4 separate regions of the Homo sapiens genome follow, and all the other regions are linked to region 1. Evidence: chromatin loops called from intact Hi-C (ENCODE). Cell type or tissue: endothelial cell of umbilical vein. All regions are shown on one strand. Each heading gives the region's core, and the rest is flanking DNA. Links, peaks and the distances in the headings are about the cores only.

Region 1 (7,994 bases), core at 1,263-6,262:
ATTGAAGAGATAAAAGATTTCAGAGATCTAATAGAACCCAGGAAAGAATTAGAAATAAGAGAAAAAATTATTTCAGAAACAAAAGCTAAGATAGGCAGAATATACGAATGAATAAACACAATACCTTAAGAGATAGGGTGTAATAAACACAATGGTAAATACCTTATTCTATAAGCATGAAAAACTATTCAAGCAAAATGGGCAGATATAGAAGATAGGTAAATAAAATCCAACATACATACACACACACACACACACACACACACACACACACACACACACACTAGGAATTGAAGGGGAAAAAATTGAACACAACAAATACTAAAAGTCATAAATGAAGAAGATTTTTCTGAAACAATAAAAAAAAGATTTAGAGCTATGTTGGAAATGATATACTTCATATCTGGGAATACCAACTTAAGATTATTAACACCAAAATATATTCTGCTAAAAGTACTAGACGTTTAAGAAAAGAAAAAATGTTCTTAGCTTCCAGCCAAAAAGACAAGACACCCATAAAAGTAAGAAAGTGATTATCATCATTATATTATATATATTTTTAAATTTACTTACTTTTGAGACAGGGTCTTGCTCTGTTGCCAAGGTTGGAGTGCAGTGGTGCAATCACTGCTTGCTGCAGCCTCGACTCCTTGGGCTCAAGCAGTCCTTCCACTTCCACCTCAGCCTGCCAGATGGCTAGGACTACAGGTACAAGCCAAGACAGCCAGCTAATTTTTTTTGTAGAGATGAGTTCTTGTCATATTGCCCAGCCTCAAACTCCTGGGCTCAAGCAGTCCTCCCAGTTTGGCCTCCCAAAGTGCTGGGATTACCCATCATTATGTTTCAACAGAAATTCTTTATGCTGGCAGACAATGGAGTAGTAGGTTGAGATTCTTAAGGGAAGTAAATGTGAGTAAAGCACTTTATAACAATTGAAACTGATATTCAAATATAAAGGCCAAAATCTTTTAAGAATATGCAGAAATGCAGGGAATATTATTCCCATTAATACCTCCTGAGGAATCTACTAGAGAGTAAGCTTCAGCCTAAAGGATGGTAGAAGACAGTAAATACAGTATGAAGTGGCTATGTGCTCTAACAATATAGATTTACCACAACTATGAAAAACTTGGGAGAATGGGAAAGTATATGAAAAGTAGAATGAGCTTACGGATTTTATTATAGCAAATTATTAATTACGCTAACAACATCGAGAACCAGGATTTTTGATGTGGGAGAAATAAAATTTGTATTTAAAATGAATCAAATTAGTACAAACCCTATAGCTCTGTTATGAACTGAATGTTTGTGTCCCCCTAAATTTATATATTGAAGCCCTCATCCCCAATGTGATGGTATCTGAGATGAGGCCTTTGGGAGATAATTGGGATTAGATTAGATTAGATTAGACAGTGGGGGCCTCATGGTGGGATTAATGCCGTTATAGGAAGAGGAAGACAAATAAATTCTCTCCCCAGACTTCACCCTGTTACATACTGAGGAAAGGCCATGTGAGGACATTGCAAGAAGGTGGCCAACCAGAATCTCACCCTGCTGGCACCTTGATCTCAGATTTCCAACCTCCAGAACTGTGAGAAAATAAATTTCTATTATTTAAACCATCCACTCTCTGTTATTTCATATGGCAGCCCAAGCTGACTAAGACAGCTCCAAATACAATTGGAATAATATTTGTATAAACTCATAATAATTTTATCTTTAAAAACATGTATTTCTGAGCCCTGTCTATTGATCATGGCTAGCAATGACAACTCAATAGCAAAGAGAATGCCTATTGTCCTGACAGTTGTCTCTACTATATTCCACTAAATCAACCAGGGCTTCTTGGAAAAAATGGCTGATTCTAGATCTAGGGCAGAAATACAAAACAGGAGATTAGAACATCTTGTCAATCCAGAAAATGGGGAGGCAAAAGGAGAAAAAGTCTCCTAGGATTAAATCTAAAGGATTTGAAAACCAATTTGAAGGAGCTCCCACTGGTGACAGTGGGAATAATTTGAATAGCAATAAAAATAATGGCTATAAAAATTGTACACATCAAGTAAGTTTAAAATCATGCATTCATTTTGATATTATGAAGTACCCACATTGATAACCATTGGAGGAATTTAGAAAACAAATTCAGTATTTTGAAAACAGTGAAATAAAAAGAAGCAAGCATTTATCATGTATTTCTACACAAACTAAAAGTAAATATTTAATGATGAGCATTTTCACTTTAAAGAAATATGCCAGGTCATAAGTGAAGAAGAAAAGACAGCATTATCATCCATTGGCCTCTTTTCCTCTCCCCCAACAGAAGACTTAAAGGCCAAAGGACTTTTAAAACTAATTTTTAACAAATTAGTAAAGGTCAAAGTGAGAGTAATTATTCCAAAGTAGTTCCTTAGAGTAAGAAGATGTGTCTTATAGATCAGGAGCCAAAGCACAAGTTTTCATCCCATTTATATTTTTCTGTGGTGAAAACTGTGCCATTCATTCATCAAAAGGTATTGGATGGAATTATTTGCATATGTATTAAAAAGTTGGGATATGAAGTAAAGATAAAATGGAATGCCTACTTGGAGAAATCTTCAACATTTGAAGAAGTATGTTGATATGTTTGTCTACATTTGCCTTACCTTTCACTATAGCCAAGAAACTAGGAATTTTGTTTGATTTACAAAATACAGGTTTTAGGTACTTCTATGGACTGAATATTTGTGTCCTCCCCCCAAAATTCTTAAGTGTTTATTATTAGGAGGTGGGGTGTTATTAGGTTATGTTATTTGGGAAATGATTAGGTCATGAGGATGGAACCCTGATGGGGTTAGTGTCCTTATAAAAGAGATTCCAGAGTGATTCATTGCTCCTTCAGCGATGTGAGGACACAGTGAGAAGGTGCCATCCATAAACCAGAAAATAGGACCGCACCAGACTGAATCTGTCAGCACCTTGATCTTGAATTTCCCAGCGTCCAGAACTGTGAGAAATAAATTTCTGTTGTTTAAGGTATTTTTGTTATAATAGCACAAGTGGACTAAGAGAAAAACTAATTTTTGTTGTTTTTAAATCAGAATTGAATTTATTTTGCCGTGGCTGAAACGAAAGCAACTGTATGAAAAATAGAGTAGACACTCCGTTTTAAAGGCCCATCCTCCCAGTAGGTGGAGCTATAATGCTTGTAGACTGAAATAAACAGAATCTTGACTCTGTTTCCTCTCTCTTAAATCCTGGCACAGTAATGGAACTGCTGAAGGTTAACCTAAAGATGTCTTTTTCTGATTTTTATTTGGTAAATTGTTTATCGGCCCTAACTGTGCATTAAAATTATTTAGATTGGTTTTTTTAAGTTGCAAATACTTAGGAGTATGCCTAGGAAATGGGTATTTTTTTAAAGTACTCCATTGATTCTATTTTATAGCCAGAGGAGACAACCACTGGCCCAACAGGGGAAAGAGATCATCTTCCATGGAGTAAGAATATAGAGAAGCAGTAATATGATAAAAGAAAAGCCTTTTATAACAAGCATTTATGGGTTTCAGGATTTAATCCAATAACAAAAACAATGAACAGCAAACACAATGTTTCTCATTTATAAAAATTTGGTTCTTTTTTATCTACTTTTTGGAAAATAAGAAATTTTATTTTTGTTTTTTACTGTGTAATGTCTATTTCATGTTAAGATGTGTTGAGCTTTTCAGTGATCATAAAATTTGGATAATATGTTCGTGTAGTCTCTCCACTGCTCCTCAGCCTTTTCCAATCAATTAAAGTATGCTAGAAGCAGCAAATAAATACAGTGATCTCTGGAAGCTTTCAAATACCCAGTGACAAGTGCTTTTCACTGTCTACAACAGTTACAAGTGTCATTACCAGACACAGAAATGTGATCTTACTGTAAGTGCAGAGGAGGAGCAAGGGTGGCAGCCACTTCAGAATTAGCCTCAATTTCCATTTTAATCTGTGGTTATCATGGTTATGTAGGAAGCACCCAAAATGTCATTTCCACCATGACATTGCCAGCAGACGCTTGTTTACTGTAAAACTGATAAAACTTACCTCTCTGGGCCTCTCACTTGCACAATCTTACGGCCCTAACAGGGCCCTAGAAATGTTTTTTTTTTATTATTACAAAATTGAAAAGTATAAGATATTCTCACTGCAATTGGTTAATTCCACTGACACTTTCCACTCCAGCTTTTCCTCTGTCACATTTCCCCTTTTGGTGGGTGGTGTTGGAAGAGCCACAAGCATTTTTGGGATTGGCTAAGGAAGATTTGAAGACACTTTTAGTTTGTTCTGGTGGAATTATTTACGTGGCTGGCAGTCATTTCCATGCATAGTTTAGTTAATGGTAGCAAGGTTCTATATGTTAGCAAATGGCAAAGCTAGGATTCACATCTGGCTTTGCCTACTCTATAATGTTCTTTATATTCTTGCTCTTTGCATGCTTTGTTATCCATCAGCAGACCTTTTTATGATTGTTCATCCTCAAGCTCTTGCCAGGATGTGATAGTATTTCCCTCCTCCTCTCTGACTCCAATACTTTTTTTTTTTTTTTGCCTTTTTGTCTCTCCTATCTTACCTGCACCCTGTATCTTATCCAAATTGGACTCCTCACCTTTGCTGGAACATAGCTTTGCTCATTTTCTTCCCTTGGTCATTTATACTTTACTGGTTCTTATTTTTTTTATTTGACACAAAACATTGACACTGACAATGTCATAAAACTCATATGTCACTACAAGGACAGCAATGACACATTAGTTAAGGAGTATCATAAATCTGAATAGTATTTACAGTTAATCACACACACACACACACACACACACCCTTCAAATCTTACAGCTCATATGTAAAAGAAAGATGAGAAAGGTTTTCTCAAATTTGATAGCAGTTCTAAAAATTTGCATGACATTTCCAATAACAAGTTATGAAACTGAAGGAAAATTTTTCATCAATAAAAGCCACAAATTTTTATCGACCATTCTAGAAGAAAGTTTAATTATCTTTCTATCTTTTGTATGGATGTAATTAAAAAATTGTCATCATATAAAAAGGCAGTATGAATTATTATTTTTCCTGATGTTGTAATGTTTGTGACCATGTGTCAACTTTGTAAAATTTATAATTTGTTGTAATATTGTATTCTAAATAAATATTCACTTTTGTGAAAATAATATTTTACATATTGTGTAAAATAATGTGCCCCACCCCCTTTTTTTAAGAGGACACCCTAAGTAATATAATTCTCAGGCCCCACAAAACTCAGAACTACCCCCGATTGCCAATGAAGTATTTTACTAAAAAAAAGTGTGGTGTCAAGTTAAATGTGTGCCACTGAGGGTTTGTTCTTTTATTTCACAAGCCCAAAATATCAATTACTTGCTAAGTTAATAAAAATTAGTATCTGGTAGAAAAGTCTTCTATGTTGTCTATTGTTATTTCTAAAGCCATGTATCCATATCCGCTTTTGATGTTTTCTCTCTTAAACAAAAATTACTTGCTTAGTTAATAAAAATTAGTATCTGGTAGAAAATTCTTCTATGTTGTCTATTGTTATTTCTAAAGCCATGTATCCATATCCGCTTTCGATGTTTTCTCTCTTAAACAAAAACACTATGCTGAATGTGCAGCAAGTAGGTGTGGTGTAGTTATTGCTGATGCACAGACATCATAGACATTTCAAGTAAAAGGCAGCAACCTGAGAAGTTGCAATCCACTTGAGAAGTCATGATTAATACCAACATTTTTAAATTAGTAGTTGTCTAAACAAAAATTGTATAAATGCCATGAAAATATACTTCCATTCTTACTGAAACTGCCTTTGCAAAATTATAACTGAGGAAATTATGACAGTGAAAAAAAATCAGACCTAACCGACTCCATCTTGCTTCTAACCTTTAAGCTGTGCTTGTTCATTCTTGGGCATAGGCCGAGCTAACTTTGGGAAGGAATTCAGTTCATGGTTTGACTCTGAAACAAAATTGATAACAGCCCTTTCCCAAAAAGACTCCCTTCTTGCCTGGTGACCAGTCTGCCTTTGCAGGACTAACCTATTAGCTACAAGGTTAGAAATTACAGTTTAGGGGTTATGCACCCTCTGGCTCCAAGTCTGAACCGCCCCACATTGCTTCTGGGGATAACATCACTATTGTAAAACCTAAGATTAGTGCTTGAGATATTTCGCAGACCCTGCACTGGGGGATCAGCTGACACCACCCAGACGGTTAATCTCACTCAACCAGTTCTGCCGTTTCACTCAGGAAGGGAAGACAGCAAGAAAACCTCACTTCAACCCCCTATGATTCCATCTCCAACCTGACCAATCAGCACTCCCCACTTCCCAAGCCCCTACCCACCAAATTATCTTTAAAAACTCTGATCCCCGAATGCTCGGGGAGACTGACTTGAGTAATAATAAAACTCCGGTCTCCCGCACAGCCGGCTCTGTGTGAATTACTCTTTCTCCATTGCAATTCCCCTGTCTTGATAAATCGGTTCTGTCTAGGCAGAGGGCAAGGTGAACCCACTGGGTGATTACATTACTACTCTCCCTAGACAACTGACTGACTCTTTGGATGGCTGTATACTAATAGCTAACATTATAAGAAAAAGGAAAAATCCTTACTTAAACAAAAAAATAGGACCAGGAAACAAAGGAAAGTAAAGATGAATAATTAAATATTATATATATGGGAAAACAATCTTTAAAAAATGTATGCTTTTATATAAATATATATTTATATACATTTATTACAATCTTATTGATATAAAAGGTGTTCAGCAAACCATTTAGAAATAATAGTAAAATATATGACATCACTTAAAATTTTATATAGCCAATTCATTCTCACAGAATGAGTGTTTTCTTTGATTTTTACCTAACTCCTGTTTCTGTAGCCAAACCTATGGCTGCAACTGATAAGCATGTGTAGTTTGGATATAAATGAAGTTTTCATTTATGTATGAAATGAGGAAGGCATTTGTTAGAACTTCAGTTCTTTGCCAATTATGTAATAATTTGAATACAAAGATTCATGGCCATCTTAAAAAAATAGCCAGTTAAACACCGAACTCCAGCAGATTCTGTATTTGAGAATACTATTCTTGATTATTAAAGGAAAATGTAAATTTGAGAAGTAAATGGATTTTATTTACTAGGAGCATGAAAATGTACTACAAACCTTTTCCCCCTAGTTTCCATTCTCAACCTTATTTTCTGCATCTTGGAGGCCTTCCCAGTAGATCAAATATGATACATCTCTAAATCAGGTTCTTGTGCCTCATCTTGAGCATTAAAAACAAGACAAGATTTAGAAAATAAAAATTTTAATAACAAGTACCCTGGAAGGAAGAAAGGAAGGGATTGAAGGAGAATGAGAGGGAAGAAGGAAGGAAAAAGAAAAAGATGCCAAGTGTTAGACAAGAATTCTGCGACAAGAACAGAATGCCTTAAAAAATAGTCAAGAATTGGTGACTATTTCAAAACTCTAAAGTAAACTTGGGCGTTGGAGTTGGTATCTATGACCTCATTTCAGTAGGTCAGTTCCTATGCGGAGGAGCAGAGCTGATGTCCGGATGGAAGCACCTGATTCGGTTGACAAGTTCAATCAGAGGTCCCAGGCAGTCGACCTTACGCTTCCTGTGGCCTTACAAATGCCCCACTCAAGACACCTGTCAGGCAGGCCAAACTTATTTAAAACATTTTTTAGACATGAGACATTCTCAAAGATGAGAACTAACTACTCATTTTAGCTGTCTTGATTAGACACTAATTAACCATTTTGGTTGGCAACCTTCAACTCAATTCTGCTGAACAGAGTGCTCTGAAGTAAACATTTTGTTAAAACACGTCAACAAGATAAGCCATGTCAGCAGTGACATATGCTCTATTCTATTTTCCTCTCTATCCAGGTTTTTTGTTTTTGGCTTTGTGGAGACACCAACTTGCTACTCTTGGTTCAGTGTCCTAAGTGGCAACCTAGGAT
Region 2 (7,994 bases), core at 1,012-6,011, 180 kb after region 1:
GTGTATGCATCACGTAGTTCTTGTGCCATGGTTTTCAGCTCCATCAGGTCATTTAAGGACTTCTCTACACTAGTTATTCTAGTTAGCCATTCCTCTAATCTTTTTTCAAGGTTTTTAGCTTCTTTGTGATGGGTTCGAACACCTCCTTTAGCTCAGAGAAGTTTGATCATCTGACTCCTTCTTCTCTCAACTCATCATTCAGCTTTGTTCCATTGCTGGCAAGGAGCTGCATTCCTTTGGAGGGGGAGAGACGGTCTGATTTTTAGAATTTTCAGCTTTTCTGCTCTGCTTTTTCCCCATTTTGTGGTTTTATCTACCTTTGGTCTTTGATGATGGTGATGTACAGATGGGGTTTTGGTGTGGATGTCCTTTCTGTTTGTTAGTTTTCCTTCTAACAGTCAGGACCCTCAGCTGCAGGTCTATTGGAGTTTGCTGGAGGTCTCCTCCTGACCCTGTTTGCCTGGGTATCAGCAGCAGAGGCTGCAGAACAGTGAATACTGCTGAAAAGCAAATGTTGCTGCCTGATCATTCCTTTGAAAGCTTCATCTCAGAGGGGTACCCGGCCATGTGAGGTGTCAGTCTGCCCCTACTGGGGGGCACATCCCAGTTAGGCTACTCGGGGGTCAAGGACCCATTTGAGGAGGCAGTCTGACCATTCTCAGATATCAAACTCCATGCTGGGAGAACCACTACTCTCTTCAAAGCTGTCAGACAGGGACATTTAAGTCTGCAGAGGTTTCTGCTGCCTTTTGTTCGGCTTTGCCCTGCCCCTAGAGGTGGAGTCTACAGAGGCAGGCAGGCCTCCTTGAGCTGAGGTGTGCGCCACCCAGCTCGAGCTTCCCAGCCACTTTGTTTACCTACTCAAGCCTCAACAATGGTGGGCAACCCTCCCCCAGCCTCGCTGCAGCCTTGCAGTTTGATCTCAGACTGCTGTGCTAGCAATGAGCGATGCTCCATGGGTGTGGGACCCTCCAAGCCAGGCATGGGATATAATCTCCTGGTGTGCCGTTTGCTAAGACCATTGGAAAAGCACAGTATTAGGGTGGGAGCATCCCGATTTTCCAGGTACTTTCTGTCATGGCTTCCCTTGGCTAGGAAAGGGAATTCCCTGACCCCTTGTGCTTTCCAGGTGAGGTGATGCCCTGCCCTGCTTCAGCTTACAGTCCATGGGCTGCATCCACTATCCAACAAGCCCCAGTGAGATGAACCCGGTACCTCAGTTGGCAATGCAGAAATCACCCGTCTTCTGCATCACTCACGCTGGGAGCTATAGACTGGAGCTGTTCCTATTCAGCCATCTTGGAACCACCAGATTTTTCAAATAAGCACGAGTAATAGTATTTACAAAAGAATAGTTTGAAAACACTCATGACTTAATTTCTAGTGAAATAAATGCCAATAATAAAGAGAACAAATGCCACAGAATTTCTGGAGATGATGTATTATCAAGCTTTGTGATTGATAATCTATATACTTTTGAAGAAGAGCATGTTCTAGGTTTTGAAGATTATAAAACCTTTATTGTTTGCTGTTTGTTACATAGTGTGATCTTCTTGAACACAGATTTCCATTAGAATTCTTCTATTTTCCTGTTTGAACTGCTTACTAGTACTCAATAAAATAGCTTAATTGCCATGGTCCAAATTCTGTGTCCTCCTAAAATTCATATGTTGAAATATAATCCCTAATATTAGTATTAGGAGGTGGGGTCTTTCAGAGTTAATGGGATTAGTACCCTTCTGAAAGAGATGCTGAAGCTCTAGCTCACTCCTTCTACCAGGTGAGGATACAACTATGAACCAGAAAGGGGGCTCTTACCACACACCAAATCTGCTGATATCTCGATCTTGGACTTTTCAGCCTCCAGAACTGTGAGAAATAAATTTTTATTGTTTATAAGCTACCCAGTTTATAGTAGTTTGTTTTAGCAGGCCAAATTGACTAAACATTAATATATCTTGGAATATTTGCTTTTTGTATATGCGTGTGAATGACATTGTAATTCCTTCAAAATTATTTTTTTGCTTTATGTATTAAACCAGTTATTTCATCAAATGACTTATTTTCATATACTTTTGCTACTTGTATAGAAATTCATGTAAACATATTTTACTTTGCTATTTAATTTGTACCAATGTTTACTGATATATTTTCTCACCTGCATGTTCTATGTAGACTTTTCCACATTTCTTTTATCTAGTGGATAGCTTTTCCGTCAACAAAATTAATTAAAATACAGTGCCAATATGTGCTCTATGTTTAGTAAAGGACTCAATTTACCAGTAAATTTGTTACATTTTTTGCCTGTTATGTATCACTATGAATATATTTCTCTTAGTTATTTAATTTTATATATTTATATAATTTATTGAAAATTGCCATATACTCAGAATTCATGACTTCCCACTGGATTTTGGTATACTGTACAATGTAGTTCATAACCAATAGGCCACACCAAAAGAACATAGAAGCCAGTATGAAGGGCTCCTCTTAGCCAAAGATGGAACAATCAGAGCATCAAAAATTTTTTGAATGCAGTGGACTGAAACATATCAACTGTGTAGAAACGCATATAAAAGAGAGAAAGCATTTCCTCTCACTCCCTAGATCAAAAACCTATTGGTTACCATTGAAAGTAACTAGAAAACCAACTCCTCCTTCTAAAGATTCGTTTTTAAAATAAAATATTAAGCATCAATTTTGCCAGTATCTGATTTTCCTATATTTCCGGGTAGCTAAATAGACCTAAATGATAAGATAATTCCAACTAATAAATGTACAAGGAATGGTGGCATTAGAAAAATCAACATTTTGGAATTCCAAATGAAACATTTGAGCCAGAAAAACAGTGTCAGTAGATGACACCATTAGATGAAAGTATTCATGAGGAATTTTACAACAGAGGCATCAGGTTGTCACCACCTGAACACACTGATCAATCTTAGCATCATAAAAGTGGGGCCAGATGTTGTATGCTTCCTGCTGTGATACAGCATGAAGCAGCCAGTTCTACCTTTGAAGTATTCTTACCAAAAAAGTTGAACACATATCTATTAAAGCCTCCAGAGCTTACTTCCAGTCAAATGTAATGCATTTAACGTATATGAAGCAAATATGGCAAAATATTGGTAATTATTGAATCTGGGTGAAATGTAGAGTGTGATTCAATAAACTATTCTTTCTAGTTTTGTGTATGTTTGAAAACTGCATAATTAAAAATAACACTCACACATAATTAGGATGCATCTTATATTCCTGTATATCTTAAATTCCAAAAATACTGCCCCTTTGTGGTATGAAGAGGTTATGCAGATGTTAAAACATTTTAAGAGATGTGGCTTATGCTAAGGATGTCACCCTCATTTTAATCATAATCATCACAAACTGACAGACAAACTAAGGCTAAGAAAGGTGTTAATTAATTTACTTAAGATCACAGACAAGAATATGGCAAAGATGAAATTCATGTTCAGCACTTACACCACAAAGATTATATTTTTAACTCTAAACAAGGGGTAGTAGGTGTTCCATTCCCCACAACCCAATATTCCCCACAAACCAAGAGTTTATGGCAAGTTTGTTTAACATATATTATGATGAACTGATCCATAGTTTCAAGAAAGAAAACCACGTAATCTCAGCATCTGAATCCCACCCTAATGTTTAGAGAATTCTCCTTATTCTCCATATGAGTTTTGGAGGCAGGAAAAACCTACCTGCCACTATTGTAATTAAAAACGCAGGTATTTACTTTCCCAATCTCCTCTGAGCTTGCATCTGAACTATGCCCTACATTCTAGCAGATAACACGCTTGCCCCAGATGTTGAATTGAGTGCAGAATACACCAAAGAAGAGAGGAACACGAAGAATTTTTCAGCAGTGGTTTTTGCAGCAAGATTGAGTGTCCTGGGCTCCAAGTGACTGAATATCCAATGTTCAATGCCAGTGGCATTCACTGTGTGAACTGCAGCAGAGGCTCATAGAGGACAGATTTGCAAGATGGTATTTGATTATGCTGTCTGCATAGCCTCCACACTGGTTCTCCAAACCTCTTGGTGATTATGTGACTTACCCAATACCCATTTAATAAATTCCTTTTCTGCCCAAACAGACAGAATAAATTCCTTGCAACTAAACACATTAGCTGATTTACCAGTTAAGAATCAATTTAGATCCTAAAGTCAAACAAAGCATACATCAAAATAAATGCCAAGTGAATTAATATATTGTTTTTAAATGATATGTTTAAAATTAAGAAAACTTAGATGAATATCTGATCTCTGAATAGAGAAGGTCTTTGTGGATTTAAAGTAAATAGTTTTTTACATGGACCAGTAATTCTATAACTTAAAGACTAATATGATAATATGTTTAAAGAAATATTTGCAACATTTTTGGCACAGTTTTACTATTTTATAGGTGTATAATGTTTTACAGGTTAATAAACCACTAATCAGTAAAATGGCAAAGAATGTGAATACAAAATTTACAAAAAGGAAAATATGAGCCAATATACATCTGGGAAACCAGTGCAGGCTCAACAATGAAAAAAAGCCCACAAGTAATCCAGAATTCTCATTTATTTATTTAATAAATACCACGTATTTTCTAAGTGCCATTTCAGGTAATAATAGTACATCAATGAACAAAGGTAAGCCAATGATTTTGATCTGCTCTTATCTCAAACCTCTTCTAGATTTGTCATTAGTTCTCATAATAGCCAGTTATATTTTTCACTTTTTTTTTCTCTTCCCTGAAATCTGGTGAAAAGAGTTCACAATCAGGAAAGTACTTAAAATGCAGAGTATGAGAAATGAGTAATTATGCATAATAATTCACAAAGTGGACAAACATATGGGAATAGTCAAGTGAAATTTATCAAACTAATGAGTAAGTGAGCAATGGTCAGGAAATGAAAAAATTAGTTACTCCTAAATATAAATAAAAAAATAAGTCATTTTCTAGGAAAAATGAGACAGGCATGCTATTTTGATAAATGTCCGTGACTTACTCAGGCTCTAAAATTATTCAGAGGAAATTGTGGTATGAGACAAAAACTCAAATATTCCTCTCCACAGCCTTACAAACTCGGCATTTGATCCCATGTATCACCTCCAAAGGGGAAATTTATACTGTAAATAAAATTGCTCCTTGATCATTGGTTTTCATTTCTAAAACTACAAATTTATTTTTAACTTGGTGTGATGGATCAACCACTTAGGAAAGGTCAACTTTGTCTTCATGACTGTGAGATGTTATGTATGGGGGTAGATTTTCAGAAAGCTACAGGGCATAGGTGATACATAGTTCATTGCACCACTCTACGATTCCTGGGATGCCTGTGATGTTCACTCCATCCAAGCATTTGTTTTTAAGAGTTTGTGATATTCTGGGCTCATCTTTAAAAAGTAATAATTAGATGAAAAGAGTAATTAAAATGTGTTGAATTATAGAGAATTAAATATTAAAGTGTGTGGGGGAGATTGGGGATATGTTTAGTCAAAGGATACAAAATTTCAGTCAGGAGGAATAAGTTCAAGAGATCTACTGTACAGCATGGTGACTATAGTTAATAACAATGTGTTGTATTCTTGAGAATTACCAGGAGTAGATGTTAAGTGTCTAACCACAAAAAAAGTGTGTGAGGTAATGGATATGTTAAATAGTTCAATTTAGCTATTTCAAAATATGTGTGTGTATCATATTGTATACCACAAATATATACAATTTTTATTTTTCAATTTAAAAAATAAAAACATAGCTTAAAAGATAAATTATATGGCCCTTGTCCTCAAAGAACTTAGAGTCTACTAAGAAAGATAGATAATTCGACATATTCTTTTTTTTTTTTTTTTTTTTTTGAGACGGAGTCTCGCTCTGTCGCCCAAGCTGGAGTGCAGTGGCGCAAACTCCGCTCACTGCAAGCTCCGCCTCCCAGGTTCACGCCATTCTCCTGCCTCAGCCTCCAGAGTAGCTGGGACCATGGGCGCCTGCCACTACGCCCAGCTATTTTTTTGTATTTTTAGTAGAGACGAAGGGGTTTCACCATGTTAGCCAGGATGGTCTCGGTCTTCTGACCTCATGATCCACCCGCCTCGGCCTCCCAAAGTGCTGGGATTACAGGCGTGAGCCACCGCGCCCGGCCAATTCAACATATTCTTAAAATAACTGTACTACCACTTATAAGGGACATCAGTATAAGCTGATTGAATAGGTGGAATGGTTTGTCTGTATGGCTAAGATAATCAGAGTTTATTTCTTACATAAACCATTTAAAAGTGCATCATAACTTACTTAATGAGTTAGCCCTAATTCTTTACATGAACAATCTAATTTGTAATGGAGTTAGAGTGCTAACTATTAAATGTGAGATTGAGAAATAAAGATCAGGTTTTGAATGTACATATTATATACATATTTAAATATTTTTGAGAAGATAATAAAAATATTTATCTAAATCTTCAAAAAAATTAGCAATTATCTAGTGCAAATCTCTACCCACTGGAGCCATTGACACTTTCTCCCCCAAATACCAACTTATTTTAATTTAAGTTGGATTTAGGTTTAGCATCATCACCTTCCATAGGAAGCCTGAGCATAAACTTGGTTTAAAGCAGTAAAGATTGCATGATTCTATGGGTGTTCCCTTTGCTCACACAATAGAGAAAAATGTCAAAATATTTTGAATTTGAAAAAGTGTATTAATTCTAAAACCACATGAATTTCCATCTAAAGTAAATAATTTTTATTGACATTTTCAAGATTAAAAAACATTAAAATAGAATTCTAAAATATTTAAATGACATGTTCATAAATTAATGTTAGACTATTATATAGGTTTTTAATTAAACTTTAAGTTCTATGATACATGTGCAGAATGTGCAGGTTTGTTACATGGGTATCCATGTGCCATGGTGGTTTGCTGCACCCATCAACCCGTCATCTAAGTTTTAAGCCCTGCATGCATTAGGCACTTGTCCCAGTGCTCTCCCTCCCCTTGCCCCCCACCCCCTGACAGGCCCCAGTGTGTGATGTTCCCCTCCCTGTGTCCATGTGCTCTCACTGTTCAACTCCCACTTATGAGTGAGAACATGTGGTGTTTTGTTTTCTGTTCCTATGTTAGTTTGCTGAGAATGATGGTTTCCAGCTTCATCCATGTCCCTGCAAAGGACATGAACTCATCCTTTTTTTTTTTAATGGCTGCATAGAATTCCATGGTTTATATGTGCTACATTTTCTTTATCCAGTCTATCATTGATGGACATTTGGGTTGGTTCCAAGCCTTTACTATTGTGAATAGCACTGCAATAAACATACATGTGCATGTGTCTTTATAGTAGAATTATTTATAATCCTTTGGGTATATACCCAGTAATGGTATTGCTGGGTCAAATTGTATTTCTAGTTCTAGATCCTTGAGGAATCGTCACACTGTCTTCCACAATGGTTGAACTAATTTACAATCCCACCAGCAATGTAAAAGCGTTCCCATTTCCTCACATCTTCTCTAGCATCTGTTGTTTCCTGACTTTTTAATGAACAACGTTCAACTGGCATGAGATGGTATCTCATTGTGGTTTTGATTTGCATTTCTCTAATGACCAGTGATGATGAGTTTTTTTCATATGTTTTGGCCGCATAAATGTCTTCTTTTGAGATGTGTCTGTTCATATCCTTTGCCCACTTTTTGGTGGGGTTTATTATATAGTTTATATAGTTTTCTATTGCTGCATAACAGAATATCACAAATTTATCAGCTTAAAACATCCATCTATTATTTCACAGATCTGTAGATCAGAATTCCACGTGGTCTCCCAAGATCAAAATCATGGTATCAGCCTGGTTGGTGAAAAATCAACTTCTCAGCTGTGCCAGGGCTGCAGTAACAAAGTTCCACAGACCAGGTGTTTTAAACAACAGAAATGTATTTTCTCAGTTATGGAGGCCAGAAATCCATCTTGATTGGATATTCCATGGGGTTAGCAGAAGAAAA
Region 3 (7,994 bases), core at 1,888-6,887, 200 kb before region 1:
TTGCTTTTGAAGACACAGTCACAAATTATTTTCCAAAGCTGGTATCGATTATGGTATTTCCCAGGTTTTCTTCAAGAATTCTTGTATTTTGAGGTCTTACATTTAAATCTTTAATCCATCTTGAGTTAATTTTTATATAAAGTGAAAGGTAGGAGTAGTTCCGTTCTTCTGCAAATGGCTAGCCAGCTATTCCAGCACCATTTATTAAATAGGGGGTCCTTTCCCTATTGCTTACTTTTGTTAAGTTTTTTAAAGATCAGATGGCTGTAGGCATGTGGCTTTATTTCTGAGTTCTCTATTTTGTTCCATTGGTCTATTTGTCTGTTTTTGTGCATGTACCATGCTGTTTTAGTTACTGTAGCCTTATTGTATAGTTTGAGGTCAGGTAATGTGAGGCCTCTGGCTTTGTTCTTTTTGCTTAGCATTGCTTTGACTATTTGAGCCTTTTTTTGTTTCTATATGAATTTTAAAATAGTTTTTTCAAATTCTGTGAAAAATGACATTGGTAGCTTGAGAGGACTCGCAATGTGTCTGTAAATTGCTTTGGACAGTATGGCCATTTTAACAATATTAATTCTTCCAATCCATGAGCATGAAATTTTTTTCAGTTTATTTGTGTCATCTATAATTTCTTTCAGCAGTATTTGATTGTTGTCCTTGTAGAGCTCTTTCACCTCTTTGGTTACATGTATTCCTAGGTATTTTATGTATATTTATTTAAGCTATTTTAAATGGGATTGTGTTCTTGATTTGGCTCGCAGCTTAAACATTATTGATATATAGAAATGCTACTAATTTTTATACATTGATTTTGTATCCTGAAACTTCATTGAAATCATTTGTCAGTACCAGCAGCTTTTTGACAGAGTCTTTAGGGTTTTTTTAGCTCTAGAATCATATCATGAGCAAAGAGAGATAATTTGACTCCTTCTCCTATTTGGATATCTTATTTCTTTCTCTTGCCTGATTTATCTGATAAGGACTCCCAGTACTATGTTGAATAGGAGTGGTGAGAGTTAGCTTCCTGTTCCTGTTCTCAAGGGGAATGCTTCCAGTTCTTGACTGCTTAGTATCGTTGTCTCCTATGGGTTGGTCATAGACAGTTATTAAAATTTTGAAGTATATTTCTTTAATGCTTAATTTCCTGAGGGTTTTTTTATCATACTGGGATGTTATCAATTTTATCAACAGCTCTTTCCACATCTATTGAGATGATCGTATGATTTTCTTTCTAATTCTGTTTATATGGTGAATCACCTTTTTTGATTTGTGTTTGTTGAACAAACCTCGCATCCCAGCAATGAAGCCTACTTGATCATGGTGCATTCACTTTTTGATGTGCTGCTGGATTTAGTTTGCTAGTATTTCCTTTTCAAGATTTTTGCATCTATGTTTAACAGAGATATTGGCCTATAGTTTTGTTTCTTTGTTATGTCTTTGCCAGGTTTTGGTATCAGGGTAATGCTGGCTTTATAGAATGAGTTAGGGAGGAGTTCCTCCTCCTCAATTTTTTGGAGTAGTTACAGTATGATTAGTGCCAGGTCTTTTTTGTACATCTTGTAGAATTTGGCTGTGAATCCATCTGGTCTGGGGCTTCTTTTTGGTGGTAAGTTTTTTATTGCTGATTGAATATTGGAACTTGATACCATTCTGTTCAAGGTTTCAATTTCTTCCTGATTCAATCTTGGAAGGTTGCGTGTTTCCAGGAATTTATTCATTTCCTCTAGATTTTCTAGTTTGTGTGTACATAGGTGTTCATAATAGTCTCTGAGAATCATTTGTATTCCTGTGGAATCAGTTGTAGTCACCTTTGCCATTTTTTATTGTGCTTATTTGGACTTTCTTGTTTTCACAGTTAATCTAAAGAGCAATCTATCAATCTTGTTTATTCTTTCAAACGCCTACTTCTGGTTGCTTTGATTCTTTGTGTGGATATTTGGGTCTCAATTTCATTCAGTTCTTTTCTGACTTAAGTGATTCCTGCTAGCTTTGGGATTTGTTTGTTCTTATTTTTCTAGTTCCCCTAAGTTCAATGTTAGATCATTAATTTGAGATCTTGCTAACTTCTTTTTATTATTATTACACTCTAAGTTCTGGGGTACATGTGCAGAACATGCAGTTTTGTTACATAGGTATACACTTGCCATTGAGGTTTGCTGCACCCATCAACCCATCACCTACATTAGGTACTCCTCCTAACGTTATCCCTCCCCTAGCCCGCCACCCACTGACAGGCTCTGGTGTGTGATGTTCCCCTCGGTAAGTGTTTGGCACTATAAACTTTCCTCTTAACACTACTTATGCTGTATCCTAGATATTTTTGGTATGTTGTGTCTCTATTTTCATTTATTTGAAAGGTTTTTTTTGTTTCTTTTGTTTTTGTTTTCTTGATGGAGTCTCACTCTGTTGCCCAGGCTAGAGTACAGTGTTGCAATCTCAGCTCACTGCAACCTTTCCCTCCCAGGTTCAAGCGATTCTCTGCCTCAGCCTCCCAAGTAGCTGGGATTACAGGTGCCCACCACCACGCTTGGCTAATTTTTTGTATTTTACTAGAGATGGGGTTTCACCATCTTGGCCAGGCTGGTCTTGAACTCCTGACCTTGTGATCCACCCACCTCAGCCTCCCAAAGTGCTGGGATTATAGCCGTGAGACACCACTCCCAGCCTTGACAGTATTTGTTTATTTCTGCCTTAATTTTATTGTTTACACAAAATTCATTCAAAAGCAAGTTGTTTAATTTCCATGTAACTTTGTGGTTTTGAGAGATTTTCTTGGTAATGATTTCTATTTTTATTCCACTGTGGTCTGAGATTATAGTTGGTATGACTTCAGTGTTTTTATTTTATTGAGACTGCTTTATGGCCAAGCATGTGGTCTATCTTGGAGTATTTTCCATGTGCAATTGAGAATATACATTCTATGGTTGATGGGTAAAGTATTCAGTAGATGTCTATCAGCTCCAATTGGTCAAGTGTTGAATTTAAGTCCAGAATTTCTTTGTTAGCTTTCTGCCTCAATGAGCTTTCTAAGGCTGTCAGTCAGTTGTTGAAATCCCTCAGTATTATTGTGTGACTGTCTACATTTCCTAACAGGTCTAGAAGTACTTTATGAATACAGGTCCTCCAATGTTGGATGTGTATATATTTAAGACTGTTAAGTCTTCTTGTTGAATTTAACCCTTTATCATTATGTAATATCCTTCTTTGTCCTTTTTTACTGTTGTTGGTTTAATGTCTGTTTCATCTAATATAAGAATACTTATCCCTGCTCTTTGTTGTGTTCTTTGTGCATAATAGATTTTTCTCCAACCCTTTATTTTGATATTATGGATGTCATTATGTGTGAGATAGGTCTCTTGAAGACAGCAGATGGATGGGTCTTGCTTTTTTATCCAAGTTGCCACTCTGCCATTTAAGTGGGATGTTTAGAACATTTACATTTTAATATTGATATGTGAGGTTTTGATGCTATCATGAAGTTGTTGACTGGTTGCTTTGTAGTTTCTACTGTTTGGTTGCTTTATTGGGTCTGTGGGCTATGTACATAAGTGTCTTTTTGTGGTAGCAGGTATTGTTTTATCATTTTCAAGATTTATTGTAAAGTTGGTCTAGTGGTAAATTCCCTTGGTACTTGCTTGTCTGAAAAAATATTTTATTTCTCTTTCATTTATAAAGCTTAGTTTGGTGAAATATGAAATTCTTGATTGGACTTCCTTGTCTTTAAGAAGGCCGAAAATAGGCCCTGATCTCTTCTGGCTCGTAAGGTTTCTGCTGAGACCACTGTTAGCCCAATAGAGTTCCTTTTGTACATGATCTGACCTTTTACTCTGGTTACATTTAATTTTTTTTCTTTAGCACTGGATTTGGACAGTCTGGTGACCATATGCCTTAGGGATGTTAGTTTTGTATAGTATTTCATAGGTGTTCTCTGGATTTCTTATACTTGGATATCTACCTCTCTAGGAAGGTTAGAAAAATTTTCTTAAATTTTTCATTCAAATATCTTTTACAGGTTGTTTTCTTTCTCTACCTCCTCTCAGAAACACCAATAATTTGTATGTTTGTATGCTTTACAAGATCCCATATTTCTCAAATGTTTTGTTCATTTATTTTAATTCTTTTTCTTTATTGTTAACTCACTGGATTAGTTCAAAAACCCAGTTTTCAATCTCTGAAAGTCCTTCTTCTTGGTAAAGCTACTTATAAAGTTTTCAATCATATTTTGAAATTTCTTAGGTGAGGTTTTCAATTCCAGAAGCTCTAATTGATTTCTTTTTAAGATGTTTATCTCTCCCTTCATTTCCCATATTGCTTTAGAAGATTTCTTTGTGTTGATTTTCAACCTTGACTTGGATCTTGTTGAGCTTCCTTGCAATCCACGTTTTACATTCTTTATCTGTCATTTGTGAGTTTCCATTTTGATTATGGACCATTGCTGGAGAGTTAGTGAGACCCTTTGGTGGTGTCACTACATTCGGATTTTTCATGGTGTCAGAATTCTTGTGCTAGTTCCTTATCATTTGGAGATGCTGGCAATTCTAATTTTTATAGTTATTTTCATGTGGGTAGGATTTTTTCTTTTTCTCTATAATACTGTTGTTTTGTTTCTTCTTTCCCTGTCTCTTTACCCTCTTCCCTAGAGTGTGTGACTGAAGAAAATGATGGGTAAGGTCTTTTGTCTTTGACCCTATAGCACTATGCACTTCTGTTGGTAGATTTTTTTACTGGGGTATGCAATTTGACCTATAAGTCAGTAGATGGCGCTTATGGGTAAGAGCCGGCTATGGCCAATAAGGCAGGGTATATGCTTGATCCTTGTTTACTGGTAAAAGCTGTCTGTTGCCCCAGGGAATGGGCTGACTCCTGGAAAGCACAGCAGTCCAAGCTCCCTCCTCAGCCCTGGAAGGAGACGGTAGAGGGGAAGGGCAAGATGGACAAATACACCTACAGGTCCCCTGATGGCAGGCACATGCACAAGTGCTAAGAGACAGTCCAGTGGGCAGCCACCAAGTACCCAGAGGTATAGGTAGGCATGAAACTGGGAAACCTCCTTAGCCCTGAGTTCCCTGCCTGGAGATGGCAGGGGGCAGCCTAGACTTCTAATCCTGGAAAGTGGACACTCCAGATGGCTGTAGGTCTGCCTGGGCATGGAGCAGAGAGGACCATCCTGCACCAGGATCTCTCTGCATAGGAAGTGTGAAGCAGCTCAGGCTGCTGTTCCAGGTGAGCAGGTGCTCCAAATGCTTGGAAATCTGCCTGGGTGTGGAGTGGAGATGGTGTCCCTGCACCAACATCTCTGAACAAAAAGAGTGGGGCAATTATGCCTGCAGAACCAGGCAAATGAGGGCTTCCAATGCATGGAGATCTGCCTGAGCATGAGGCAGAGAGGGCACCCCCATACCCAGATCTCTGCACAGAAAGATGCGGTGACTCAGGCTGTTAGTCTATGCTAGCAGTTGCTCCTAATTCTTGGAGATCTGCTTATGTATAGAGCAAAGAGGGCTCCACTGCACTACGATCTATGCACAGGAAAAGTGGGGTGGCTTAGGCTGCTGATCAAGGTGAAGGGATGCTCAAAAAGCCTGGAGATCTGCCTGGCTCTGGAACAGAGAAGACCCTGCTGCACAAAAATCTCAGGGGAACAGGCTGGGGCACCCAGCAATGGCACATGCAGACCAGATCCAGGTTGTCAAGCTGGCCCTGGCTGCAGGTCTCATCATTCAGAAGAACTGTGATTGGGGGAGGGCACAATTCCAGTGCCAACTGTTGAGGCACTTTCCAAAGTTCTGGCTGTGGTGACCCCTACCCTGCTCCAAAGCAAGCAGTTCAATTGCTGGCCCAAGACTAAAATGCCTACATGTCCATCATGCCAGCTCACCACAGAATGGCTGATTTTATATGAACTCAGGTTAAAAATTGTGTGCTGTTCTCAGTCCCACATCTAGGGAAATGCTTGCAGCTCTTTCTGGTATCTTTCCCTCACAGCATCTCTAAGCCTCTCCCTAAGTTACCTCCAGGACCTGGGAGAAACAGAGCGTTCTTCCTTGACCTGGGTTGCTCACATACCCAGTGGAAAAGTGTGTCACAGAGGGAGGTTCTCTGCTTCTCTCACATACTGGGGCTTCACTCACTTTTATCAGCCAGTCTCTGTCATGTGGCTGTTTGCCCACATTTTCCCCCACCAGGATCTGGGATGTCCTTCATGATTCCAGTGGATTCCCATTTTTCTTCCTGAATTAAAGTTCACAGAGTTGGTCTTTATGCACTATCTTGCTATTTCCAAGTGCCTGAAGCACACTAAAAGCCTCTAATCCACCTTCTTCTAAATTTTTTCTTTGAGGGGAGAAAAGAAGACTGTAGTGTACCACTCCATATATCAACAAGAATAGTGAATGAAGGAAAAAGTGGCAGAGATTATCTAAATGCAGTATATAAAATATGTATGTGTGAATGTGTATATCTGCATATATAAGTGTGTATAAATATAGTTTGAGACCACTCAGGCCTATTTTTTATTTTTACTTTTTAAAAAAGAACTACAAAGCACCATCACTGTCTGTGGCAGGTCCATTATATATGCCTGCCCAGCTTCCCTTCCTCTTCTTGTGACAACCACACCTTATGCCTCTTTCGGAGGGCAACCCCTGCTGAGTCTCAGCAGCTCTGATGAGCTGTTAGTTACTGTGCCTTGGTAACTCAATCCAAGATTGTACAATCAGAATCTGACTCCTGAGAATTTAAATCTAGATAAGGGCCATACGAAATAGCTGGAACCTAACCATTCCAATTTCCCAGGAACTATGTTTTGATTGTGAGTCCTCTCACTATCCCAGTTCTTGCTCTTGAAGCTTGGTTGCTTAAGTTTGCCTTCAATTTCTGTTAATTACCTAATATGTTTCTAGTATATTTCATTATTTCATGATGTTATCCAGATAGCATTTCTCTTGCCAGCAACCAAAAAACTCCAACTGATAAGAGAGACACATTTTGAGAACACACCTTGTTTCGGTACACTATTTGTAGGGCACTGTTTCTCAATGAGCATTTAAAGCACTATAAAAATCCCACCACTGCATCCATGAAACCCTTTCAGATTGTCATAAAATCAAGAGCCACTCTTGTGTTTATCCTGTTAGCCTAACAAAACCCTCCACAGGCTATCTGTCTATTTTCTAACTAAAGGTTTGAAATCTCCTGTTATGAATATCCAGTACACAGTCAAATGTCCTTTTTTGACTTGCATATTTAACGCCTTATTGCCTGTTTACTGCTTTACATTTATGCTGATTTATTAAGTCACATATGCCTCTATTAACATCAAGTATGTCATTTTTACCTTAGAATATATGCAAGTAAAATGCATAATAACATGGACTGTGCAAAATTATCATTCACCATAACAATAATATGCATAGTTACATGCACAATTCAAAACCACATCTCTGAAGGGCAATAAACAAACACATGCACATTGTAAAATATTCATAAGTCATTAAAGTAAAACATAGAAGTCCCCCTAAACACACATTTCCACTGACCCTGCAAATCTCCTCTCTATAAATTACAGCTAACAGTTGGGGTGTTACATTTGTCTCAGTACCTCAGCAATGACTCACTCATAGCAATAGTTCTTTAGAGGCCTATAAGCAGACTGAATGGAAGAGTTAAAATGGGTTAGTGGTTAAAATCTCCCACCAATAACCTAAAAAATTGAGAGTTATTTTTATCTTACTTTTCTAAGATATTTTTCAAGGTAATTGGAGAAAACAATGAGTATGGTCATATTTTACATTAGGAAGATGAGTCAAAAAAGGATTTAAATGAGTTTCTGATTTAAATACGTTTCATTTCCTTAATAAGTTTTTCCAAGAAAAAGAAGAGTTAGAGAAAAGAATTTGAATTTTCGAAGGAATGTTTTTACAAATATCATCTGGCTGATTCAATCATAAACAAGAGTAATTTCATAATACCAATATTGAATCAGTCATAGCTAT
Region 4 (7,994 bases), core at 1,166-6,165, 410 kb before region 1:
AACCTAGAAGACAGATGGACATATGGAAACTAACTCAGCAGATCTAAGAAGAATGAAGTCCAACTCAGCAGTACAAGGTGATGAGCAAACTGACTTGCACTGTAGAACTTTAGAAATATTTAGGGATTAGAGGCCTTAGATTCAGTGTGAGCTGTGAAAACAAGGGTGAAGCCAAGACTGAAAGCAGGATAACTAATGAAAAGTCTGTTTGGAAGCAGTTAGACCTCCTGATTCTTAACCATACAGGGTGATTTGCCCTCCTCCAACGCAGAAGACATGAGGTTTATCCTCTGTAGAATGTGAACCAGACTTAACTGGATACAATAGACATGATCAAGAGAGAAAGAAACCACAGTGAAAACAGAAGGTTACGTAAAAATCCATCTGTGAAATGGTGAGATCGCTTTAGAAACCTATACACATTTCCAGAACAGCCTTTAAACTGGCTTACACTCCCTAGGCAAGAAATTGATTCTGTTCTATGGAATCTTTTTTATAAGAAAAACACTAAATATACAATTAATTGAGGCTCTTTCAATAAAATAGCTGAGTCAGATCACCCTATAGTTGAGCCCACGAGCCACGACTGTAAGGCAAACTTCTAATCAGCCTTCTAAACACTGCATTTTTATACACGTATGAACATCCCAGGATTACCACATAGAAATCCTCTAACATAAATGATGGAGGTGGAGTGGGTGTGGAGAAGTGGAAGAAAAGAACTCAAAAGAAATTACTTAGAAACAGGAAATGAATCCTTGATATTCCAGAAGAGATAAAAGAATACATTGCATCTGTGAAATAAAAATCAAATGCCTTGAAAAAGAAATACTTGAATAGATCTCTTGAATATTAATGATATGATAGCAAAAATGAAAGGTTCGGCAAGTGCAACAATGGACAATAGGAGAGAAAATCCAAGCTACTAATGTCCCAGAAAGAAAGAACACTGAGGAACACGGGAGAATTTTTTTCAAAACAAAAAAAATACAAGAAAATCTTCCAGAGATAAAAGATATACATTTTATTTATTTAAAAGTTTGTGTCATTTGCCACAACATAGATGAAACTGGAGGAAGTTATGCTAAGTGAAATGAATCAGACACAGAAAGACAAATACCATGTGACCTTCACTTGTTTTCTAGATTCCATATGTGGAATCTATAAAAGTGGAACTCACAGAAGTGGAGACTAGAATGGTGGTGATTAGGGGCTTGGGTGAGGGTGAAGGAGTAATGGAAAGATGTTGGTCAAGGGGTACAAAGTTTCAGTTAGAAGAAACATGTTTTTGAGATCTACTGAACAGCATAGTGTCTATGGTTAATAATTATGAAACTGATATTTCAAAATTGCTAGGAGAGCAGATTTGAAATGTGTGTACCACAAAAAATGATAAGTATGTGATGTGATAGATTGGTTAATTAGCTGAGTTTAATCATTCCACAATGTATGCATACATCAAAACATTACATCGTACCCCATAAAAACATACAATTTTTATTTTTCAATTAAAAAACTCTATAAGTACACAGCACAACGATGAGTAAAAATGAGCACCAAGTCAATTTCATCACTGGGATTTCAGGACACTAGGAACAAAATGACGGTCCTACAAACTTTGAAAGACAAAGAGACCAAAACAGGTCATTGAGAAAGAACTGAGAATCAGAATGGCAACTGACTTTTCAACAGCAACACTTGAGTGTAGATAATAATAGAACAGTATTTTTGAGTCTGAGGGATGATATATTATAGTTTGGAGTAACAGTAAATCCCAGAGAAGAGAAACGTAGTAGGAATTCCAAGGAGGATGATGAAAGGAAACCCTAGGATGAAAGCTGGTAAAAAGTCCAAGCTGGAGCTGGAACACAGAGAACTCTCTGTTCTCTAAGACTCTTCCATTTCTATGGAGACTAAAGTGACAGGATACTTGGATGTTTAGTATTTTGAGGGGATTGATACTGAGAAAGAGAGTTTGGGAATGAATTAGGGAAAAGTAGTAGAAGATCAAATACATAAAATCAAAATATTCATTTATTCTGGAAGAAACGTTACAAGAAAGAAACCATAATAATCAATGCATGCTGTGTGACTCAGGTATTAAGAGAGATACATGTTAATACAAACCCTGAATATTGCGATCAGTAAAAGGTATGTTAGGTCAGTAATGGGAGTAGCAGGGAAGGAGAAAGTGTGGCCTCTGGGTGTGCATTTGCGGAGTGGTCATAAAATAATACAATCTTCAGATTTCACAGTGAAAATTCAATGTATAATGTCTAACCCACCTCCCAAAAAAAGTCAAGGAATAGAAGCAAAAACATTTGACTTAGATGGAAGCAAGTAATTACCAAATATCAAAATAAATATAACAGTTGAAAGTGGTTGTTTTTGAGGAACAAGAATGTGGTGAAAGGCACAGAACTGCAGCTTTATATAATTCCTGTGAAGTGACTTGACTATTTAAACCATGTCTATATAGAGCTTTGACTGAAAATAAAATCAAAACTAAAAAGAGCTAAAGGCAGTGAAGTCCTGATTTTGACCTCCAGATATGATAGTTAAAATAGATGCTTACAGTGGATGTGTACACTCTTGAATATTGCACATTCGTCTAATAGGTTTCGGCTTTTTGTTGGCCTCACAGAAGCTGCGATGGACCATTTTATTATCACTTTTCCTACGGCATCCATATTTAGTGTACTGGAAACCTGGAAAAGGAAATAAAGTTCTTTGGATTTAATCACTTCTTCATGCTGATAGTTACTTGATTATTCACTTACTCATTCATACATTTATTCATCCATTCAATAAATATGTATTGAGTGCATACAAACCGGCACTTCAATAGGTGCTGAAGGTCCCAAAGAACATTAAATAAACAAAAACTTTTACCTTTTCAGAGAATACGTTTGATAAATATTGCAACTGCATGCATGTTAAAGAACTAGACTCTAAATATACACAGTCTAGCATGAGAGGTAGATACGAAAACCACTGTGACAATACTTAGTGACATAGGCTTTTAGAAAACTATGTAAATAACTTACAGTAGAGGGCACCAAAGGAACACAGAGGGAAGAGATCTGTAACTTGGAGGGGAGGGGAAAGCTTAGAGGATCAGTACTTTTCTTCAGCAGAATACTGAAGTTCAAATAGTATGGGGTAATGGAAATGAAGCAGAATTATTCTCCAAGCAAAGGAAATAACGTGTGAAAAACTGCGGTTTCTTCATGTGGCTAGAGGATCATGTGTGAAGAGTGCACGAGTTAGGGAAGGATCAGATCTTGAAAGCCTTCAGTGTCTAACAAGTTTCTGGACATTATCCTGAAGGTTATAGGGAGTTACTGAGGGTCTCTCAAACATCAACTTTTATATTTGTAATTATGTATATAAATTTGAAAAAATTCAAACCTATCCAAAAGTTGTAAGAAAAAACAATATTTGTATACCTTGCATCTAGATTGATCTTTTGTGACTATGTCACATTTGCTATATTTCTTTATATATGTGTATGTGTGTAAATATACATATAATTTTGCTGAACCATTTGAAAGTTGAGGACATCCTGATCCTTCACTCCTAAATACTTCAGCACAGATTTCAGAAGTACATTCTCTTATATAACTATAATATAATTCTTAAAATCAGGACATTTAACATAGACATAGTGCTATTATCTAACATACAGACCTATTCAAAAATGTTCAGTTGTCCCTATCATGTTATTTATGGCAATCCTTTTCCAGTCAAGGATCATATGTTGCGTTTAACTGTTATGTCTCCAGCCTCCATCAATCAGAAATAATTACTGAACCTCTTTTTGTCTTACGGCATTTACTAGTTTTGAAATTTAAAAACTATTTGTTTTATAAAATGTTCCGAAATTTGGGCCTGTTTAACTGTGTTCTAATGATGAGATTCAAGGGATTCATTTTTAGAAAGAATGCTACATAAAGTGATGTTGTGTCTTCAGGGCAACATGTTAGAAGACTGAAGGATTTTAATCTGGGAAATAATATAATTTTACCATTCATTCATGCATGCATTCAAGAAAAATTACCCTGTAAATTAAGGAAGAGAAGAACATCAATATTAGTTGACTAGTTAAAAGGCTATTGCAATAATCGTCCCTCCCAAAGTGGTGACTGGAGTCTGGTGAAGAAGGAATAGATGTGGTAGATATGAAGAAGGTATATCTGACAAATATTATGACCAAGTAAATGTTGAGAGTACAGCAGAAGGGAGGGTCCAAATTAAATAAGCATCTTGTAATGGATAAAGAGATGTCATTTAAAATACTTAACTATTGTATTCTTCCCTCAAGAAAACACTTTAGAAATACAGCCTTGAACTTAAAATTATAAAATAAATAATTTACACAAGCACTGCCTAATACAAATTTTGTTCTCAATTATTTGCTGTCATTTTTGTAACAGCCTCTTGCCTTCTCCTGCCCATGGTGGGAAATTGGTAATGGAGCACTTGTTTAGAACTAGAGGAATGGATGATGGGAGAAATTGAGAGACATTAAATCCAGCTTAATGGACTCTGGAGAGGGAACGGAGGCAGCACAGTGCAGTGAGTGAGAGCATGTGTTCAGAAGCCAGGTTATCTGGGTTTGAATCCTATGGGCTCTGGGCAATTATCTTCTGTGTGCTTCAGTTTTGCTACCACTTTAACAGAGATAACAACAGTACCAACTGCGTAGGGCCATTGTGAGTATTCATGCATTGATATATAAAGCATTTAGAACAGTATCTGGTTTCAAATACATAGCATAGTCAGTTACACAGTCATGTAACCAATAGCTCTTTTGTTATTAACTCTGGTAGAAATGCAGAGAGATACAGAAAGCAAAAGTAGGTAAGAAGAAAGATGAGGACCAGAGTACACTGAATTTGGGAGAGTTTTGGAGTTTGGGAAGAATAAAGTGATTAAGGGTACCACTACAGTAAATGCAAGACAAAGGACCTGAGAGAAAAGGGCAAGAGGATTTTAAGGTCTGTCACTGTTATGAAAGGAATCCTATGATTTGGTGATTCTGAGATTTCAGTAAAAATGTTTTGTATTGATGTTTTGATGGTTATGTTTGGTGTTTCTCAGATTGTGGCCTCGATTAGAGACAGCAATAAAGGTAGAAGCAAGATTGGTTTTTATATGCATTACATTTTAATATAATAAATGTGTTCAATGGTTACCTCCACCACAGGGTTTGGAACACTGAGACCAGCTCTTCAAAGCCCACTCAAAAGTATCTAATTCTTCCTGGATGACATTGTTGCTGTTGATTGTAGGTACAGAGTCTTCATGGATGATGTACTTATATGTCAGGCTAGAGCGGGTATCATTTTCTTGAGGTATAATCTAACATACACATGAAATCAATATGTAAATCACCTGAGGGTTTTAAATTTTGAGTGTAAAATTACAAATATTTCAGAATATTGCTCTTATTAAAACTGAAAACTTTCAAATAGTTTCAAAAATTATAATGTTTTTATTTCTATAAACCATAGTGCAAATGTGCCCTGTTTAAGAAAAAGATGAAGTATCTATAAAACTTTTAACATAAAAGTGTTAAAAAATACATACACTGAGGAGTAAGAGTTTGTATTATAAAAATAATAACTTTATAAGGTTCACTGTAGGTTTCCTTAAATTATATCATCTCCTTTTTAAAGGATTTTAACTTTTAAGTGTAAAGAATTATAATTAAAATTAAAGGATTAAAATTTTTAAATTAAAATTTTTAAATTTTTAAATTTTTTGAATTTTTAAATTTAAAAATTTTGGTGCATTTTAAAATTGTCTTCAACGGAAATTGTTGTGTTGTGATGATAAAGATAGTAATGTTCCCTCCAGAAAATATATACATTATGGAAAAATAGAAAGAAAACGAAAAATCATAATTCTACCTAACTAGAGAAAACCAGTCACTTTTATTATTGTGATAGTCCCTCAAGATATTTGCATTCTGTGTGTGTGTGTGTGTGTGTGTGTGTGTGTGTGTGTGTGTGTGTGTACAGACATATTTACTTTCCTGGCTTTGTTTATTTCATGTAACATGCACATTTCTCAAAATATTCTTTGAAAACATGCTTTTGGAGTGTGGAATGATGGTCATTGGAGACTCAGAGGGGTCAGAGGGAATGGAAGGAGGGCTGAATGATGGGAACTTGCTTGGTGGGTACAATGTGCATTGCTCCAGTGATGGATGCACTGAAGGCCCTGACTTTACCACAATGCAAGATATCAATGTAGCTAAATTGCACTTGTACAAAAAAAAGTTAAAAAAAGAAAATATACTTTTAAATGTCAGCATAGTCTGTAATCCTAAAATTGTTATGTATTATTGTTAATAAGTGTGTGGTAACTCTTCAATATTTGTTTTCATTAGAAATTTTCCCAACCTTTGTGGGGATTTCTGGCGTTTCTTAGTAGACTGAAGGGAACAAACACTTTTTATAATTCTAGTTCTTCTGATAGACTGGTGAATGGTCCTCCGGAACAGTTAGAACAATTGTTACTTTAATAATGAGAGTGTATGAAAGTGGCCATTTGACACTACATGTTACATAATTTTCACCTTTATTAATTGGATGGGAAAAATATCATGATTTTAGTTGTTATTTATTTGATAACTAATAAAGTTTAATTTTCCTAAGTTTATTACTCACATATTTTAAACACTGTACATTGCATGACTGTCCTGGTTTTTATTGGAACTGTACACATTTTTTCTCTCCTAATCTGTGCACTAAAGATATGAATTCCTTTTTGTAATATGAGTTGCAAATATTTTCTCAGTTTGTCTCTTGCCTTTTAATTTTGTTCAGGGCAAAGCTGCCTTTAAAAAAATTGATTTTCATGTAGCTTTCATAGGATTTTACTGATTATGCAAAGAGAGAAATGTGCAATTCATTGGTATTCCAAACTAAATTTTTAGAACTACCTTTTGTTTGAGAAATGAGGTGATACTAAAATCAGTGGGGGTAGAGGATCTGGTTATCTGGCTTTTATTCTCTTTTTTCTGTCTTTTTTTTTAAAACAGCATTAAAAATCAAGCACCATTCGAACAACCCTTACACTCTAGCCAGATATCTAATTCTCTTTGCCCCAGACAGCCTAGCCACCATGTTCCAGGACTCAGAATGGAAAAGCAATGTCATAATGATAGAACATTGCTTGTCTACACCCTCATCTCCTAGCTACAAATCTCCCTCTTGTACCTCCAGCCCACACCACTTGCTGTGGTCAGATTATAATCAGTGGGCAAGTCTTGAAGCATCTATCATGATGGTTAAGCATCAGGTCTCTAAAGCCAGATACTCATGTTGCTAGAAAAGAATACAATGTAATTATATCAGCATGAAATACAGCTTCTGGCCTCCAATCATTCATATTTAAAATAAGCTAAATAAAACTTTGATTAACATATATTTTATTATGGAACAGGATGAGAGTCTAGAATAGACCCACATAAATGTGGATAATTAATTTTGACACAATTGAAAGGCATTTTAATAAAGGACAGACTTCTAACAAATAGTGCTAAAACAACTGGACATTGTGATGGTTTAAGAAATGTAGATACATTAGGTAAAAAAGGACTGAGAATTCCGTCTCGGTTTCACTGTCCCATGTTCTCGCTCACTTGAGTCACTTGCTGTAGTGGAAGTCAGTGCCATATTGTGAGGATGTATAAGCATCCTATGGAGAGGCTTAAGTGGTAAAGAATCATGGACTGCTACCCACCACATGGAAAAGCTGGGGAACAATCATCTGAGGCCTTTCAGCACCATGTGACTAAGCTTGGAAGCAGAGTAACCCCCAGTCAAGCTGAGATGACTCTAGCCACAGTTGACAGCAAACTCATCAGATACTCTATGCCAGAACTAGCCAGTTAAGTGGTGTCCAGATACATGTTCCACAGAAACTATAAGTATTGCTTGTGTTCAGCCACTAAGTTTGAGGGTAATTTGTTTTACAACAAT

The links. A loop is a pair of places that touch in the nucleus more often than their neighbours do. Peaks named below come from ENCODE experiments on the same cell type or tissue, not always from the same donor. Only the 100,000 strongest peaks of a DNase experiment are listed, where the experiment ranks them.
Region 2: a loop joins it to region 1, with 4 times the contacts of the local background. A loop is called at or near these places in 7 of 110 quality-filtered maps.
Region 3: a loop joins it to region 1, with 7 times the contacts of the local background. A loop is called at or near these places in 19 of 110 quality-filtered maps.
Region 4: it touches region 1 in a loop (6-fold over the local background); 10 of 110 quality-filtered maps call a loop at or near these places.

Annotation. Positions count from the first base shown.
Region 1 is chr4:72,699,245-72,707,238 of GRCh38, forward strand. No RefSeq gene overlaps it. Among named protein-coding and RNA genes, the nearest start is that of ADAMTS3, 130 kb to the left of the region's middle. In endothelial cell of umbilical vein, for the core only: a CTCF peak has its summit at 3,153 (motif pointing right); a DNase peak (open chromatin) is centred at 3,167; H3K4me3 peaks cover 299 bases; H3K27ac peaks cover 209 bases.
Region 2 is chr4:72,883,561-72,891,554 of GRCh38, forward strand. No RefSeq gene overlaps it. Among named protein-coding and RNA genes, the nearest start is that of COX18, 180 kb to the right of the region's middle. In endothelial cell of umbilical vein, for the core only: a CTCF peak has its summit at 3,304; no DNase peak of the experiment used is centred there.
Region 3 is chr4:72,500,655-72,508,648 of GRCh38, forward strand. All of the region lies in intron 3 of ADAMTS3 (ADAM metallopeptidase with thrombospondin type 1 motif 3), which reads right to left. Among named protein-coding and RNA genes, the nearest start is that of ADAMTS3, 65 kb to the right of the region's middle. RefSeq lists an enhancer at 4,698-4,992. In endothelial cell of umbilical vein, for the core only: a CTCF peak has its summit at 4,751 (motif pointing right); a DNase peak (open chromatin) is centred at 4,797; H3K27me3 peaks cover 348 bases.
Region 4 is chr4:72,293,079-72,301,072 of GRCh38, forward strand. ADAMTS3 (ADAM metallopeptidase with thrombospondin type 1 motif 3) reads right to left here. Exons shown (of 22, transcript NM_014243.3): 18 at 5,199-5,364; 19 at 2,576-2,708. Among named protein-coding and RNA genes, the nearest start is that of NPFFR2, 270 kb to the left of the region's middle. In endothelial cell of umbilical vein, for the core only: a CTCF peak has its summit at 3,066 (motif pointing right); a DNase peak (open chromatin) is centred at 3,063.